Linked DNA regions of Mus musculus: region 2 is linked to region 1. Evidence: chromatin loops called from intact Hi-C (ENCODE). Cell type or tissue: heart. All regions are shown on one strand. Links, peaks and the distances in the headings refer to the core of each region. The heading gives the core; the rest is flanking DNA.

Evidence for each region. A loop is a pair of places that touch in the nucleus more often than their neighbours do. Peaks named below come from ENCODE experiments on the same cell type or tissue, not always from the same donor. Only the 100,000 strongest peaks of a DNase experiment are listed, where the experiment ranks them.
Region 2: a loop joins it to region 1, with 1.9 times the contacts of the local background. A loop is called at or near these places in 3 of 42 quality-filtered maps.

The regions. Positions count from the first base shown.
Region 1 is chr19:34,385,294-34,394,665 of GRCm38, reverse strand. No RefSeq gene overlaps it. Among named protein-coding and RNA genes, the nearest start is that of Ch25h, 85 kb to the left of the region's middle. In heart, for the core only: no CTCF peak of the experiment used is centred there; a DNase peak (open chromatin) is centred at 4,535.
Region 2 is chr19:34,437,754-34,447,125 of GRCm38, reverse strand. No RefSeq gene overlaps it. Among named protein-coding and RNA genes, the nearest start is that of Ch25h, 33 kb to the left of the region's middle. In heart, for the core only: no CTCF peak of the experiment used is centred there; DNase peaks (open chromatin) are centred at 1,315 and 4,895; H3K27ac peaks cover 434 bases.

The DNA.
Region 1 (9,372 bases), core at 490-8,489:
AACATCACACTCATACCCCTACCTTTTCCACACCCCCAGAATCTGAATTCCACCTGCTGAAGTTTCAGCCACCTACAGCCAATCTCTGTAGTCCCAAAGTATTAACATGGAATCTTCTGGAAATTGTAGGCGTGTAAGCTCAGAATTTAGTAGGTAGAGACAGGGAAAGTGAAAATGTGAGCTATATAGTGTACCTTGTGGAAACCAAAAGTCCCCAGAAAAAAAATTAAAATACTATAAATATTTTGTATGTACCTAGAAATATTTGAAAAATACTCCCTCGGGGGAAAAAGTAACACATTAGAGCAAAATGTCAGATACCAGACAGTGCTTATAGCTTTCTTAGAAAGTAAAGTATGGGAAGTTACAGGTAGAATACAAGATAAATATACTTAAGATAATTAAATCGAAGTCAAAAGTATTAAATCTTTGAGAAATACACAAGCCATTTGGAAAATGATAAAATTCCTATGAATAATATTTTGTAAATATCAATATGAAATGAGAGTTCAATGGGAATGGGCACTATCATCAGTAAGTATGACAATATATAAAAATAGATTTAGAAACAAGCAAAACCCCAACAAGATGGTGGATATCATCAAACTATATTGCATGAAAAATTCAAATAAAAAATAAATTTTCTCCATTACCTAAAAATGACTGCTTTGTTACCACATTTGTATAACAATTTAGCTGCTATACCCATATAACTTTTGAGAATTTTTTATATTTATGAAAAATATGTGGATGTTATCTAGTCTTCAGCACAGCAAACTGTGAAATATTCTGTCATCTTTCACATATTTCCCAAAATAGTTTCCATTTTAATGTGTAAAGAAGTGTATTTTTACATTTTTTTTAAGTTTATTTTTCCCCAGCTTCTACTTCTAGGATTTTAACAATTGATATTCTATCTTTTGGGAATAGAACCCGAATCTAGTACCCTGAAAGCAAGGCAGTTGAAAAAAAAGATTTGAAAGTGTCTGTCAAGTGAAATTGACCCTGCAGGGTTAGTCTCAGCAAAGTTACAGAGAAAATTCTTATTTTCTAGAACTTTCCTGAGTTGGTAATAGCTCTTGCTCACTTTGTTTATCTTTATTCCACTGTGTTTTTTATCAAGTCAGGCCAGTTTCGAGGTCCTGCATAAGAATGAGATTGAGGAGAGATGTCTCTAGTCCTCAAGCCAGTGTCTCCTCTATTGCTGGTTTTTCCCACAACAGTGTGGGAGGCTAAGTCTCCTGACGCTCTCAGGTCAGATGGAGACAGATGAAAATCAGTTCTAAGGAGGGGGGCTGCAGATACATGCAGGCTCTCCTTATGAAGGCAGGACTTTCTCATTGCACCAGAGTCAACGACTTTTCCCGGTTATATTACACTCACTCCACTGAGAACAGGAAAGGAGAGCATTACACAGCTTCTTGACAGTTGTGACAAGGAACAGACGAAAATATCTGAAAGAAATTTAATCTCTTCAGAAAACAGGAAAAAGACCCATATAAGGAAAACTCTACAAAGCAAGACAATGTGGGCCAATTTGGAGGCTTCCCGGGCTGCTACTGTGTAGGCTGAGATCTGCGTATACGTGCACAGTTCCTGGGGTGTGTCTCCCTTATCTTTCTGCACTTTCAAAAACTTGGCTCCCAACTTATTCCACCATGGGTTTTAACACAGCAGACGGAGGAGTTTTGAACATGACTTAGGGCCATTAAGCGTCATTTTCCAAATGTTGATGGAATTAGGAATCAATGACTCATAGGACAGAGATGGGATATCTTTGGTGAAACTAATTTTACAGAATAGTTTCTGGATAACATTGAGAAGAGTCTTTGGGACCAATTTGTCAGTCATGACCCAGCTTGAAAACCTGTCTGGATAATTGAAATCTTGCTTTCTTTGAAATGATGCTTTCATGATCACAAATGGCAGACTTCATAAAACTTTGGTATACAGCAAAGGCATTGTCATTTGAGTTAAGAGGCAGCCTGTTGAATGTAAAAAAATAATCTTCATCAGTTATACATATGACAGAGTTTAATATACAGAATATATAAATAATAAAAACATCAACTGTCAAAAAAACCCACCCAGTTAGATATGGGATATAAAACTAAACAAAGATCTCTAAGTATGAAATACAAATGTCGAGGAACATTTCTTATTTGAACTACTTTGAGACTTTATCTTACTCCATTCAGAATGGCTCAGATTACAGACAAAACAAAGCAAAACAAAACAATAATGATAGGTGTTGGTGTGGATTTTGGAAAATGGAACACTTACTCATTGCTGGTTGGAGTAAAAAGTGATATAACTGCTATGGAAATTCGTGTAAAGGTTCCTCCAAAACAATAATGATAGGTGTTGGTGTGGATTTTGGAAAATGGAACACTTACTCATTGCTGGTTGGAGTAAAAAGTGATATAACCACTATGGAAATCCGTGTAAAGTTTCCTCCAAAACAATAATGATAGGTGTTGGTGTGGATTTTGGAAAATGGAACACTTACTCATTGCTGGTTGGAGTAAAAAGTGATATAACCGCTATGGAAATCCGTGTAAAGGTTCCTCAAAAAGCAAGAATTAAATATACTACACGGTCCAACTATACCATTCTTCAGAATATACCCAGAGGACTCTTTATTATAGAGAAACCTATTAATCCATGTTTATTGCTCCCCTATTCACTATAACTGGAAACTATTCACAAGTAAGTGAAAACAGTTGATAGATGTCTATCAACTAATGAGTGGATAATGAAAATGTGAAATACATTCTATTACACAATAGAATATTATTAAGCTGCTAAGAAAAATGAAGTAAAACAGATAAATATATAGCGATAGAATCACTCACCTGGACTGAGGTAGCTGAGACCCAGAAAGACAACCATCATAGAGTTTCTCTTATTTGTGAATGGTAGCTTTGAGTCAGATATGAATGGCTCATCTGGAATACCCATTGGGGTCTGTAAATTAGTTTAAGGGCCTTGCGTGGAGGCAGGGCATCCAAGGAATGGAAAGTAGAATAAGTGGTATAAAGATTTAAAGGAATAATGCCCCAGGAAGGGCTGAAGTGGAGTGGAATCATTGCAGAAGACAGAAAGAGTGAAAGAGCCAGAACTGGGGGATGGCCACAAGGAAACAGTGTCTTCCAGACGAAGCAGGGCAGCCACATAGCTACACACGGCAGATGCTGATAACATGCACAAGACCTGTGCAAGATCAAGCCAGACTAAACTCCAGGATTTCGAAGAGAGGCAGCATGAAGTCCCACCCCTACTCCCCAGTGGAGACCATATTGGCAATTGTTAGCTACTGGGAGCGGAAGTATTCATTTTAAGTGTTGTCCCTGGTTAAGTTGACTGCACTCCAGAGGAAGGTCATACCACTTGTGGTATTTAAAAACCTCCATGATTTGGGGATTTCCTTGAGATTATGTTTGCCTGATTATGTCTGTATGTCTCTTTAACAAAATCTCCCAGGAGACTCTACCATCAAGGTCACTGAGAGTGGCATTCGATGTAAAAGTCATTTTTATCAGTACAATTCCTCAGGGACCCAGAGGATTCAGAGTAGTCACCAGGCCTGTTCCCTAAAAAAGAAACCTCAGAAATAAAGAGTGGAAAACACATTCCAGGGCTTTGATTCATGAAAGGGTCCCTGGCCCCTTAAGGAAATGCTGAATTTCCTTTCTATGAGCTCATAAATGCTTGTGAATCTAAAAAAAAAAAAAGTCACCATGTCTTTGGGGGAAATTGAGAGAAACGGTGACAGGATTTATTTCCTATTCATTTCAAACATGTGGAAGCCCTGTGTCAGCATAGGACAAAAAGCCATGAGGCTTTAGACATCTCCATGAGTGCCTGGTTAACAAACTCGATGGAGCTTAACTTGGAGTTGAGTTTTCAAAACCCACCAAAGGCCAAGAAGATCTCAGGTAATAACTGATTGATCTTTTAGAAGTGTGGTGGTAATGTGTAAAAGAAGGAGTTTTGAGCTGCCACATCTCAGACAATATGACTCCACTATTGATACTACTTCAGGAGTGCATATGCATCGTGACAGCCAAAGGGTTGGCCCAGAGCAGTTGTGTGGCCCATGATAGCCTGACAGGGCACTGCTGAGCTTTTGGATAGGTAACTTGCTATGGCAATGACCAAACTGAAGGGCCATTCAGCCTGCAATCACTTACTGTTCTGGGCAAGCAATAAAGCCTTTGTTCACCCACTGTACAAACAATGGCTCCCAAAGAAAAAGCACCAGGTCTCTACCAGAGTTTTATTTTTCCCCAGAGAAAAATCACTGGTGAGAATCACATGTGTGTGCAGAAGGGAAAAGTCACCTTACCCTTGAAGAGCCCAAAACTCAGGGTCCCCATCTCTTTAAGGGCGTAGAGGCAGAGTCTAAATGAGGGAAGGACTCTGGAAGAGAGAAAGTCCTGAGTCAAAAAAGAAGAACTTGTTTGCCAAGACCACAAAGACAGCAGTCTCTGCAGGAGCTCCCTCAGCTAAGCAACCCAGGAAGGAAGAGTGGAGAAGGGCACGTGAGCTGTGTGGCCTGAAGATGGAGAGTCCTGCCTGAGTCCTGGACTGCTGCTTCCTCATAAAAGACAACACTCAACTGTTCTCCATGTTAGTGGTGGAGGCAGCTTCTCTCACAAGGTCTGATGGTCAAAGTCCTTCAATTACCTGTGGTTAGGCCTGAAAGATCATATGCAGGGTTTTTGCCTGGAGCCAGACTTGCCAAATATTGCACAGTTTTGATTAGAACTCAAAGTCATTAGCCTCAATAGACAGTAGGGATGTGGCACAAACAGGACAAGAGTTGATGCTCCTGGTGTAGAATAAGAGGCATGTGACTTTGTGTGTGAGTAGGAACACTGTCCATGGACCTCCTGAGGAAAAAAGATAAGAAATTCACATTCACTTACACCTCCATGTACAAAGCATTTCTTACAGCACTAGAGCCATTCTTGGATGAGAGTATAGCCAATTGCTTTGAACCATGATCTTTGGCTTTGTCTGCCATTATACTATTTACTGAATATTAGATTAAACACCGATGTAGAACTGCTATCAATCATTCATTCCAAACCTTGGTTAGAATTGGAGGTTTGCAAAATAAGAAAAAAATCATAGTCTTTTTGTTTGTTTGTTTGTTTGTTTGTTTGTTTGTTATGATTCTTAGTCTTAAAGAGAGCTATTTTGGTTTGTAGCTAACTTGTGTTCCAAACTTGTCAAGGGCATACCTAAGTGGAGAGAGGGAAAGGAAGAGGGAGAAAGAGAGGGAGAGGATGAGGGAATGGGAGAGAAAGAAATGGAGAGGAGGAGGAGAGGAGGAGAGAGAGAGAGAGAGAGAGAGAGAGAGAGAGAGAGAGAGAGAGAGAGAAGAGAGAGGGAGAGAAGGGTAGGGGAAGGAGGAGGGGGAGAGGAAGGGGAGGGGGAGGGAGAGACAGACGGACTTTGAGGGCACAGTGAAGTTGACAGCACTGGGTAATTGGAATCTCTTAGCTCTGTTAGGATTTTATGGAGCAGTGGTTACATACACAGTTTAATTTTGTAAATGACCCTAGAAAGCAAGCGAGATGAAAGCAGGACATGGAAGGAAGAGTCAGTCAAGAGCTTGTTAACCAGCAAGTGACTGCTTATGGCTACATGGGATTCCCTGCTACCGGGGAACCTCTGAGAAATCATACAGAACAAAATCCCATTTGTCTTCAGAGGGAAAAGGAATCTCGGTTTTTGGTTTTTTGTTTGTTTGTTTGTTTTTTGAATAATTGTTGAGACTATACTACCTGATATTTGGCAACTACAAGGTTACTGACTGTGCCTGGATAGAGAACTGATGTGGGAACTATGTACAAGTGTCCCTCATAAGAAGCAATGAACAAATGCATCTGCTGGCTGAAGTTGGCCTTGGAGATGAAGAAACAAAGTCAGGTACCCTACAATTGAGAATTCTGAGCCCCACTTAGCAATTATGAAAACCCAGCAATGTTTCACCAGTTACTGGCACTATGCAGCTACTGTGACTTGGATGCTACGTCGCCTAACACACATCCATCCACATGGGTGGATGGGATGATTTTTATGCAATTGTCAAGTCTTCCACAAAGAAACATAACACTACATGTTTCGAACTTTAATTTAAATCAGCTAGATCCACTAGGAACGTGACAAGATCAAGGCTCCACTTTACATCTTCCCACCGCAATCCTCAAGAATGAAACTTATTCCTGTCTTTCCTTGAGAATCACTTCCATATGATTAGAAGTTGCAATTACGAACACACCGCCGCTATGGCAACCTGAGCAAGACCTGCCCCAAAATAAAAGACGTGAAAATAGGAAGGGAAACAATTGGAAAGAAGATAAGGAAGTGAGGGGGATAGAAAAGGGTAAGGGAAACATGAATATATTAGAATATACTGCATATATGTGTGAATCTGGAAAAAAGTAAAAACATAATTAACTGAAAAATAGAACTAAAGGAAAAAAATCCAGAAAAGATGAAACAATGTTACGTGATAAGGACCAAAGAGGACAGACAGGGTTAGGTCTGTCCAAGTGCAGTGCTGTAGCTCAAGTAGGAGTCCACTCCTCAGGTTAGAGCATCCAACAGACAGGGCCCCACAGAGAAATGATAAAGGACCCACTTCTAAATAGCGTCTTCCCCAAATCAAGATCTTAAATCTTAACATTTTCTTTCCCACAAGTTGAGAGGCAAAAGGAGCAGCTCATTGTCCAGAAGACAGTAGCCTCCAGTTTGGCTAGTGTGGCAGTGCGAGGAATCCCTTAAAAGAAAGGCGAAGTGCTCTGTGTGGTGGCTATATCCCACTGTTTCAGGTGTAAGAAAGAATAAGCGTCTTGGAGCATATTTTATATGAATAAAGACCTACTTTATGCCATGCAAACAGAATGTTCATGAAATGCTACAGATGGGTGGAGTGACAAGCTTCTGCATGAATGAACACGTGGGAAAGGCCACCACTACCATCCTTCGCAGATGGAAGAGTTTCTGACAGAGCCTCAGCATGAAGGAAACAGGAAATGAAGAATTTCCAACTTCTGTTAGGACACATTGAAACTTACTATGCTACCACTGACGTCATACCTTACCTTGGCTGGTGCTCCAAAAGACTCCTGAGATTTTTAAATTTTATTGTAATTTTTAGTTTATTTTTTACACTCCATATTCCATTCCCCGCCCCTCGTCCACCCTCCAACTGTTCCACATCCCACACCTCCTACCCACCCTACCCTGTCTCCATGTGGATGCCCCAACCCAACCTGACCTCTAAACTCCCTGGGGCTTCCAGTCTCTTGAGGGTTAGGTGCATCATCTCTGAATGAACACAGACCCGACAGTCTTCTACTGTATGTGTGTTGGGGGCCTCATATCAGCTGGTGTATGCTGTCTGTTTGGTGGTCCAGTGTTTGAGAGATCTCAGGGGTCCTGATTAATTGAGACTACAGGATCGCCCTTCTCCTCAGCTTCTTTCAGCCTTCCCAGAGTTTTAACTGACTAATTGTTTGAGGGATGAATGCACATATTGGAACTGCATGTCCTCAGAGTCCTCCCACTGATGGCTGATGTTCTCCCTCCTAAGCATGTACCATGTTTGAAAAGACTATCAAGCTTGCTTGAGCTAAAACAAGAATTATGCAAGAAGGAAACGTATAGAGGAATCTCAAGGTTCTTCCTCCTTAGATAATTCACGACATTTCCACCCCCATGGGAGGAAAATTGGGAGCATCAACATACAGAAAACAAGTAAACCAGCAAGCATTGTTGGGATCAGTTTCTGTGTGTCCTTTCCAGAGCAGGCTGAGGCTTAGCATGTGGATCTGTGCAGATGGCAAAGGAATCATGAGCTGCATAAACTGTGTTTAGGCATCTGAGCTCCTCCTTAGAGAAGCATGTCTAAATGATCTGCATTAGGTCGGGAAATCATTTTATTCCATTCTTCACAATTAGATGAAAGGTCACATATTCTGGATTAAGTCTCAATATGCTTAGTACAGAGGAAGTTAGTACTGAGAAACAGTAGTTCTGCTTTTTTTATGACCCAGTTTTCCTGGAATTGAATTATAGAATGTTCTGTAACATTAGAACTAAATATCCAATGAACTGTAATGATGGGTAAACCCAAGCAAATGGAGTGGAGTTGGATTCTGAGAAACATACTAGGGGTGGTCTTCTGTTTTCTAGCATTCTGTAAGCACTGCTGGCCTTTTCTTTGTTAAGGTTAGACCACAGTGGTACTGAGACAATGTATCCAAAGACACAGCAAGCCTTTGTAACATGGATCCCTGTCTCTTCAAGGTTTTACTTTGTCTCTATCTGCATAACGTTCCTTCTGCTGGGAACAGTACCCCCCTTCCTACCCTGTCTGGAACATGGACTCCTTCCCCAGGACTCAGTCCAAGTTCATCTCCTGAGAGAACCACTGCTACAACACCTATTGAACGACATTTTAACTTATTCTTTAGTTTAATGATAAATGGGATTTTTCTCTCTTAGCCTACTAACTCCTAGAGTATATTTATTAGAACAGTGGCATCGGAATACCTGGAGGACCAGGACCACATTATTTAAAATGCATTTTCTTTAAACCTAATCAAAGCATTCTCCGAATCTGCAGAATATAAGGGGCACAAATGCCAGTGCTCCTTTTACTAAACTCCTTAAGTGATCTATAGGCAACGGAACATCCAACAAAGAAATGAATGCCAGGAGTGGTGCTCACGCCTGCAGTCCCTGCATTGGGGGTGCTGAAACAGGAGGGTCACCGTGACCATTTTGCTATGGAGAGACTAGAGCAGAGCCTGTCTCACAGCAACACAACTTGGAGAACAGACTATGTGTCCTTTGTGGATGTGTTCCTACTTTCTAGAATGTGACTGGGCATTCAGTTGGTGCTTAATAAATGCCAATCTGATTCAGTCCTTTCATCCTTCTCATTTAGTCATTTATTCCCCATGAATTTAGTAAGCGCTTACTGTGTCAATGTTTGAATTTGGAATGCCTCCTGAACCGCACCCCCCCACCCCCATGTAGAGAAGGATTGTTTCCCAGCTTGGTGCTACTGGGAAGTGGTAAAAATTTTTAGAGGTAGGGTCCAGTGGGTGGTCTCTGTGTCTTGGGGAATTCCCTCAGAAGGGACTGTGGACCCCAGGCTCTTTCATTCATGTTTACCTCTCCTGTGTGAGGTGGGTGAATTTGCTTCATCCTCCTCACATGCCTTGTTTTCTGTCTTGCAAAAAGGCCAGTCACTGGCTTAAACCCGGAGGTTTGTGAACCAAAATAAACGCACTGTCTTTGTAAGTTCATCATTGTAAGTAATTGTTGTAGTAATGGAAGCCGAATCAC
Region 2 (9,372 bases), core at 437-8,436, 53 kb before region 1:
GTGATCATCCACTTCTGTGTTTGCTAGGCCCCGGCATAGTCTCACAAGAGAGAGCTATATCTGGTCCATCTAGTGATTGCCATATGCAGGGATCCATCCCATAATCAGCTTCCAAATGCTGACACCATTGCATACACTAGCAAGATTTTGCTGAAAGGACCCAGATATAATAATTACATTTCTAATCACATGCATGATTTATCCTAGTTGACAAACGTTTTCTTTTTCGTTTTTAAAACTTGTCTCATTCTTTAAGTATTTCCATTGCACAAAGTAAAGAACGAGGCATGTTTTCCAGGTATGCATACTTCAGGGAGAGCAAGATCCTATTGTCAACCCAAAGAATAGAGTCTCATGCCCGACTGCCAATGTTGGAATTAAGATGTGTGTAGCGTGCATGATTGAATTCTTGAAAGCTTTATCAAGCAGGAATGCAACCTCTGGCTTTTGCCTAGGAAAATGCAATCAGATCTAATGTATTTGGGGGTGAGGCTGGAGGAATGTGCTTGATATGATGAACTTTTTACCAGGAGGCAGTTGGCTTCATATGAAGACATTTATCTTAAGCACATGACCCAGATTACAAACTCCATAGGAACAGGGTCTTAATCTTGTTTCTTATTTTATGATGATGGGTAACGGAGTTCAATATTTGTCAAATAAAAGTGAATTCTCTGGCACATAATTCCAGATTTTATGAATAAGTATCCTACCTTTTTACTTCAGAAAGCAAGGATGTATACTTTCTGGGACTTCAGCACCCAGAAAGCTGAGTTAGTATCTGGGGGCTGGCTCCTTCACTATGCTGGCTCTGATAAACTCTCCCCCGCTCCCCTGGACTGCTTTTTTTCCCTCCCTTTCCAAACTGAAGTTCTCCCTATTCCCAGGCTCATGTGTTGCTCACCTTCTTCTTCATGCATCAAAGGATCCAATCCCACACAAGTAATCATATTTATGGATTTAGAACACTTTCTTCCTCTTTACAGGAAAATCTCTCCTTTTCTCTAATCCTTAGATACTGAGGACTTTTGTCCTCACATACCTCTGAACCCACACTAAAGGGAGCAGTAATCTCTATTTTCAGCACAGAGTTGAGATTTTTTTTTTTTTATGTCTTGGCATTGAGATAAAGGTTATTGTTGCCTATACATTGTTATAACGGGTCTCAGAAATTCTGTTCCCAATTATTCAATTCCATTTTCTGGGCGAGTTTCATAAGCATATGCTAGTGGTTAAGAAGCAGTTAACAGGAAAAGGAGGCTTATGGAGAAGGGTGAGACATGTTGCTGTCCTCTGATTCATCCCAGCTGTGTCCTGTTACAACAGCCTGAAGACATAGAGAAAATGAAAGTGACCACTTCGGCCATTTGAGTCACAAAGACACAGATTTCATTTGCTTTTTCTGGACAAAAGATAAGGTTCCAAATCACATAGCTGTATTTGGCAGAGAATTCAGGCCTGTGCAAGTTAACATAAAAGATACTTTTTCATTTTAGTCAATGCATGTATGATGTTCATCTTGGCATGCTTGGCTCTAGGGCTCAGGAGGGAGCTCACATCCTCTCTTTTATTCTCTTTCCTCCATTTTGCAAGGTTTTGTATTTTTACTTTATACTTTCCTTTTCGAGATTATAATATAGTTACATCATTTCCTCTTCTTTTTCCATAAATCATCCTAAATAGCCCTCCTTGCTTTTTTCAAATCCATAGCCTCTTTTCTCATTAATTATTGTTATTTGCCTATATATGGAATATATAACTTGCTCAGTAATGATTAGCCACATAAACATATATGCAAGCTCTTATTGTTAATTTGGATGCCACTAACATTGATAGTCCTGTTTGTTCTTCTTGGCTCTTTGGCTTCTACACAGTTGATCGGCAGGTTCTCCATCAAAGTCGCTAGGGGAACATTTAAACAGGATGTTGGTGCAGATAGACCCAGTGGCAAGCCTCTAATTCTCCTACTTTATCTAGAAGTTACCATGCTCGAAAGTGAAATAAATCAAACAGGCTGTGCAGCCAAGGTAGGTAAAGAGCAACTGCTTGCTAAGTGTCTGCTGTAAACCCAGGAACTTGAAGACTCTTACTAATTTTACATTGCTTCATTTCCTCTCCACTACCACTCCAAGAGAAAAGTGTTACTGAGTCTACAAGTAGGAAAACCAAGGTTACGAAATATGTGGCTATTTGTCAAAGGCCAGTTAACAAGTGTGATAGAGTTCAGATTCTCACTTTGGCCATTTGAGGCCGTGGTATCTCTCTGTGTATATAACTTTCAAAATTGCTTTCATTTCCTTAAGGTATTCTATGGATGCTTGCTCAACTCAGCAGGTGAGAAAAGGGAGGTGAGATGAGGTATCTTGAGGAACACTCTCTGTAGTGTTCACATCAAGGCTCTGTGTAGTTACCACCATTCACACTGTGGGACCTGGACCAGTAGCAGGAGAGTCTTTTTCATCTAAACAATAAGCCACTTGTCTGTCACAGTATTCCAAGGGGCAGGATTATTCCTGCTTTTCTTCATTGAATTCCTTCTTCTTGCTCTTATTCCTCTCCTCCGTCTTCTACGTTTTCTCTTCCTCCTTATTCACCTCTCTCCATTCCTTCTTCCTTATCATCACTCCTATTCTTCACCTTAAGTCTTTGGGTTGATGATTTTTAGCCATATCAGTATTACTTTGCTTGGCATAAGATACTTCCATCAACCAATGCTGCTGAATTGTCATTATTCACCATTATTGATTGAACTTGACTCTGGGGGGTCGTGGCCCAAATGAGATTCAAATCCTGCCCTCAATGCATTTCCCACACTTGTGAGAAGAGTGACAAGCAAGTTGCTGGGCCCAGTATAGAGCATCTAGGCTCTCAGAGATTGTAATAGAAGCTGTCATTCAAGTACAGGCACAGTAGTGCCTGAACCTAGTTAGTCCCGGGGCTTGAGTGTGTTAAGGGGAAGCATCTTAGAGATCTGATACTTTAGCTGATCTGAGAATGCCGATGCATCTGCTTTATGGAACTCATACTGACTGTTCTAATAACAAACTCTTTGCTTTCATTTACTTAAGTTTATGAGAATCTTGACATCTATAGAACCAACCTCTAAACGGTAGTTTTTGTCATGGATCCTTTTCTAATGATAGGGACTTTGTTTATTCACGAGGCCTTTATTTTAGGCTCCCCTATTCTAATATGGACTTTTCCATTGATATGCTATCTGTGAGGCACAAGTCTCCTTTCCGAAGGTACATGAAAACATTCATTCACTAAGAATATTTATTCACCCAATGAAGGGCATTGTGTTTATTTCAGTTTTAACAATTATGAAAAAAGCTGCTCTACACTTTCAGATATAGGTGATTGTATGGACATTTGAGTAAATATCAATGACTATGACCATCAACCATATAGCAAAACCCATGCTTAGTATTATAAGAAACAACAAGGTTGTAGGCCCAAAACAACAGTAACATTTCGAGTTCCTGCCAGCAACAAATGAGAATTTGGTTGTTTTAGATTCTCTGTGGTGTTGGTGTTGTCAATCTTACATTTAAGGTATGATGATCCACTTATTGGTAACTCAAGGTTTTTCATTGGACAAAGATCTAGTTCTCATGTATATAACATATATAAGTGCAATTTTTCTGACTCATACACAGACATCTTCATTGATAAGATCTGTTCAGATATTTCCTATTTTTTTCAGTGAGTTGTTCATTTTCTTGCTCTTGAATTATAAGGGTTACTTTTTAAAAATTTTCACACATGCAATTTTAGCAAATAGGTCTTCTGTAGATATTTTTTCCAGTGTGTAGCTGGTCTTCTCGTCTTTTTTACAGTAGTTTTGCAAGCTAGAATTAAACTGATTGATTTTTGGTTTGTCAGTTATTGTTTCTGTGTGTTGCATCTTTGTTTTTTCTGTGTTCATGAGCACCTGGATTTTTCCTGTGATGTATTTCAGGGTTTTTACTACATATATGACTATGCTCTGTTTGGAGCTGGTTTTTGTACAGGTGTTGGGATTGCATGATGCCATGCAGGATGTGGAAATAGCAGTCCAGAAACGATTGTGGAAAACACCATATTTTCTTTATTGTATTTTATATTTATTGTATTGTATTATATCACCTCACTGTCAAAGGCTAGTATACCATATTTATGTGGATTCACATTTATGAGACACGGAGCAGTAAAGGGTAGTTTAAGGCAAGGTGTTATCTGATGAAGGTAGCAGATAGTGCCTTGTAGGCAGAAGGATCCTTTTTAAATAAACCAATCAGCTTGGCCATCCTTCTGTCCTTTCCCATCTGAAATATGGACCTGAAGGCTCTAGTTACCAAGATCGTCTTATCAAATCAAGTCAAATCGAGCACAATAGAAAACAAAGAAAGATCCCAGGAAGCAAATAAATTCCCCAGTCATTTAAACTATTTCTAACTTTCAGAAGATGTTTACTGCAGAATTAATTGAACACACATGTGTATCTGTGCAATGACACCCCTTCTCCTGAGATCTCCTGGAACTTTAACTTCAAGACCTTGGATAGATGGCCCTCTGTCTACCTGCTTCTTTCCAAAAATACTGGTTGAAATGAGAAGGGACCTCTTACATGAATTGCTTTCCTTAACCATCTTCATAGGTTGGCGTTGCAGACTGTATTATCCCTAGTTATCTTAAGTGGCTTTGAAAGCCACAAGCTATTCGCAGAAATGCACGTAGAATTTTCAATCAACTATTCTTTATTAGAGGCTATAGAAAAAAATTGTTAACATTTCCTCAGTTTAAATGCAGGCATCTTATTGCGCAAGCAGGTGGTTATGTAAGTTGTGACAAGGCAGGGTACAGTCCAGACATGCTATCTGGCAGTGGCTTCTCTATTTGCTTGGAAGTTTCAGTTTCTCAACAAGACATGTTCTGCCATTCACCTAGTACAAGTGAGCAGAGAGGCACATAGCCAGGGTGAACAGGAAGCCTATAGCTGCAGGAAAAATGAAACTCACTCCACAGGTGATGTCAGTTCCTTTAGATGCCTAGTCACTCTTTCCTTCTGAGCTGAGATTGTAATTCATTTATCTTCGGAATGCTGGCCAGCAGCCAGCTCACAATCTGGCTAAATTTGTTGAAGGAAGGCTTTATCATTTTCCCACAGAACGATAGTACCTATTTTAGCTTTGCAGGAAAATGTATGAAACTAATTGCCTTGCTTGACTTGAGAGCCAGTTTTGCCTCAGTAAGATTAGCTTCACCAGAATCATAATGGGTAGCTTATCATGAGAAGTACCAGGCATAGACTCCATAGTGAGATGTTTCCATCATCACAAGAATTAATTGTGGTAATCCTTATTTAGGAACCAAACAACCTCATGAACAATTGATAATTGTTAACTTCTTTTCATGTCCCAGTCTCATACCAGCCCTCATAGGCTCATAGGAATCTCACAATGCAAAATGTATTCAGTTATACTTCAAAACTCCCCCATACTCTTTTATAGTCACGGCACCCTTAAAATCTCCAACGCTTCTTCTGAGACTCAAGGTAAACTGTGTTTCGCCCTCCGTTGGACACGGCTGCTAGGGAGGTGTAACTCAGGGAGCTTCACTGTGTTTATCCCACGATGCTGCTGTTGGGAGTTGGGCTGTAGGGAAGCGTTGAGTTATCACTTCAGGGGTGGGAAAATGCAATGTAAGATGGGGGAAGCTGAGGTTGGAGTTCCCAGACCCCTGGACACCCAGTCATCCCTGGGGTATTGCACTGAAGAGTTGGGAATGAAGAATCAGAGGTTCAAGGGCCCACAGTGATGAGGCTAGGACTGTTGGGGGCCTGCAGGCTGAAGATGGCACCTAACTCTGGGGCCAGGCGAAATGGGAGCTCAATGGTGATTATCCTTAGCTTGATGAGTACTAGGCTGGAGGCACAGAGAGGCCTTCGACAGGAGGCTTAGGCTGTGGCTTTGTAGGCGAAGGCTTTCTCCATGCTTCTATGGCAGATCTTCATGAAAGAGACAGTTCATGTTGATCCATATTGTTTAATGATAAAAAATGGATGCACACCAACTTCTCAGGGTGAACCAGAGATCAAATATCTTTTGCAGGGAGGAACATCTGGGAAGGGAAGCTTATTGGATAAATCCTCAGGGCCTCTAGTTATCTCATTAACATGGAAAACTCTGTTTTGGAAGACATGACCAACATGGAGAGTGTGGAGTGTGGTCCAGGCCAGAAATCTGACAGAGAGTGGGAAGGTGCCTACTCACTGAGTTTTCAGGGTCTCATACCTGCTCTACCTTACCAAGTTTTCTGGCATGGTCCACTGTCCCACAGAAAACTTTTAAATTAACTGTAAGCCTCTGTAAAATAAAAAAAAAAAACATGCAAAATATACTTCCAATACAGAAAGGTATAGGTTACATATCCTTAGTCCAAAGGGAAGAAGCAGTAGGATAGGACCAGACCAGAGTAAGACTGAACCCCAGCACTGAAAATGCCAAACTGTACAGTGTCTGGTCCAGTATCTGCAGTCCTGTGGTTTCACCATCTGGGACCCAGTAGGTACAGCCTTGTTATCTCCTACACATCAGTTTTCCCTTTAACTACCTCCACTCAGTGTATGTAAAATTCCCTTGTTAGATGTTCCACAGCCTTGGCATTTCCAATACCCTGGAAGCTACGGAAACTTTAAGTTTAGTGCTCCTGACTTCAAAAGCACCTGACTCAGCAGCTCTTCGCTGAGAATCTCACCTGATCCGTGCTGCTGGCCTCAGAAGCTTTCCATTTCCTTGGTGAAAAAGCTTCCATGATCCCTTTTCGTCTTCATTCCTTTATGGATGGTGAGTTCTGCTGGCAGCTTGAGATAATGTGTGCCCCTCCTTTAATACAACTTTAGTGGCCTTCATGTACATTTACACTCAATCCAGGAAAGCATTTCCCCAGTGGTCTTCCTGGAGCATTTGACGGGCAGCCTCTTATTCTCAAGGCACCATTTATGGTATTGTCCCAGTGCAGATAGAGAAGTTTCTCTTTAATCATGCTAATCACTAACACTGCTGCTGCTTTGCCTATGGCTATTTCTTAAGTAGCCACTCTGCTCACAGCTTTGAACTCACTCTTGGGCCTTTACATTTCCGACGTAGTCCTCTTTCAAATTTCTGCTTTCTCTCGTAATAAATTAGGTTAAAGGTTGTGAGGAGCAACCATTCCACAGCTTTTGGAAGTTATGCTGCTTTTACGTGTCCTCCACCAATCAAATTTCTCTATTTTGATTCAGCTTCACTTAAATTTTTTAGGATAGGTAGACAACAAGATTTGGCAACGGCCAGAGGATAATATGAATGGTCGTGAGTTCAATTCCTTATAGAGTTTTTGTCCTCTGAAGCCTCAAGAGCAAAATCGTTGCTATCTATTATTATTTTCATGTTCTGAACTTCTACCATAAAGGCCCATCAATCTCTTCTCACAGATTTCCAGGATTTCTCTCTTCCACATTCCTCTTGTAAGCCATATTCTAAGGCCCAAGATCCACATCATTTGGTTGATCATAGGATCATTTCATTTATCAATATTAACTTTCTGCACTAAGTACCTTTCACATCAGTGTGACAGAGCATTTTATGGAAACAGCTTAAGGGAGTAACCATATCTTTTGGCTCATAGTTTGTGGTGATGTAGTTCACTGCGTGGAGAAAAGCCTGATGACTGGGATTTTGTTTATTTTGGTAATGGGAGCTTGTGGCATAGCTCATTACATGTGATAAAGCAGAGAGCCCATGCTAAACATATTAGTGGATGACTTAGTTTATTCTTCAAATTTTACCAAATATGTAGTTTAAAATCCACATTTTTAAAAATTTTTATTGGATATTTTCTTTATTTAAATTTCAAATGCTATCCCCTTTCCTAGTTTCCCCTATGGAAACCCCCTATCCTATCCTTCCTCCTTCTGCTTCTATGAGGGTGCTTCCCCACCCACCCACCCACCTCTCTCCTCACTACCCTAGCATTCCTCTATGCTGGGGCATCAAGCCTTCACATGATCAAGGGTCTCCCCTCTAACTGATGCCAGATAAAGCCATCCTCTGCTCTATATGTAACTGAAGCCATGGGTCCCTCCATGGATATTCTTTAGTTGGTGGTTTAGTCCCTGGGAGCTCTTGGGGGTGGGAAGGTCTGGTTGGTTGATATGGTTGTTCTTACTATGGGGTTGCAAACCCCCTCAGCTCCTTCAGTCCTTCCCCTAACTCCTCCATTGGAGTCCTTGTGCAGTCTGATGGTTGGCTGCAAGCATCCTCATCTATATCGGCAAGGCTCTGGCAGAGCCTCTAAGGAGACAGGTATATCAGGCTACTGTTAGCAAGCACTTCTAGGCATTAGCAATAATGGCTGGGTTTAGTGTCTGTAGATGGGATGAATCTCTAGGTGGGGTGATCTCTGGGTGGCCTTTCCTCCAGTCTTTGCTCCGCACTTTGTACCTGTATTTCCTTTAGACAGGAACAATTCTGTATTACCCAACAAAGAGGAGAGAGAACCTGTAGAGACCATATGGAGAGGTTAGGCATGGCCCCTGGTTGAGGGATGGGACCACCCAACCTTCTCAAAAAATTTAACCTAGAATTGCTCCTATCTACAATCTATATTTTGAAAGATGAAAGAACTATGAACAGGAGAATGACTAACTAAAGCCATACTGTTCAGAAGGTGAACAGGTCTCTAGGAGAAATCTCTATACATGAAAAGCCACATGCTATTAGCTACCATTTCATATGTCTTTCATGTACCATTAAAACTATCTTTGAACAAATTTAATAAGTAATTAAAAATTCATATTGTCTGTGAATAAATTTCTGCTTTTCGAAATATATCACTATAAAATGTAGGAGATATATATCATATACTCAGGAGAAAGGAAGTATTTTATAAATATGGAATAAGTGATAAGAGAAAGTAATAACTGATAGGATTGATCAAAATGTTAATAGGAAAAACTAACCATGGTTAAAGTCAAAAGATAATTGATAACTTAGACAAAAATATGTTGCTATCAATATCAAAATACTGATATTTACTATGTATAAAGAAAGCAATGACCTAATAAAGCAAATGGAAAAACAGGCTAACATTCTGGATATAAAAATTACAATCAGTTTTACTAATAGTAACAAATCAAAATCATATTATTTCTTAATGTTTTCAGTCTAAAAAAGTAACAAAAATTGTCCAGCACACACAAATAGTATTAAAATCTCAAATATTGAAATGACTTAACTTTAAATGCTTTGCTTACTGAGATCTTAGAATTCAAGTGTTTATTCTAATAACTATTCCTCCACTTAATACAAAACTTCATAAAGGTTCAACACTGTACTGTGTGAATAAAGA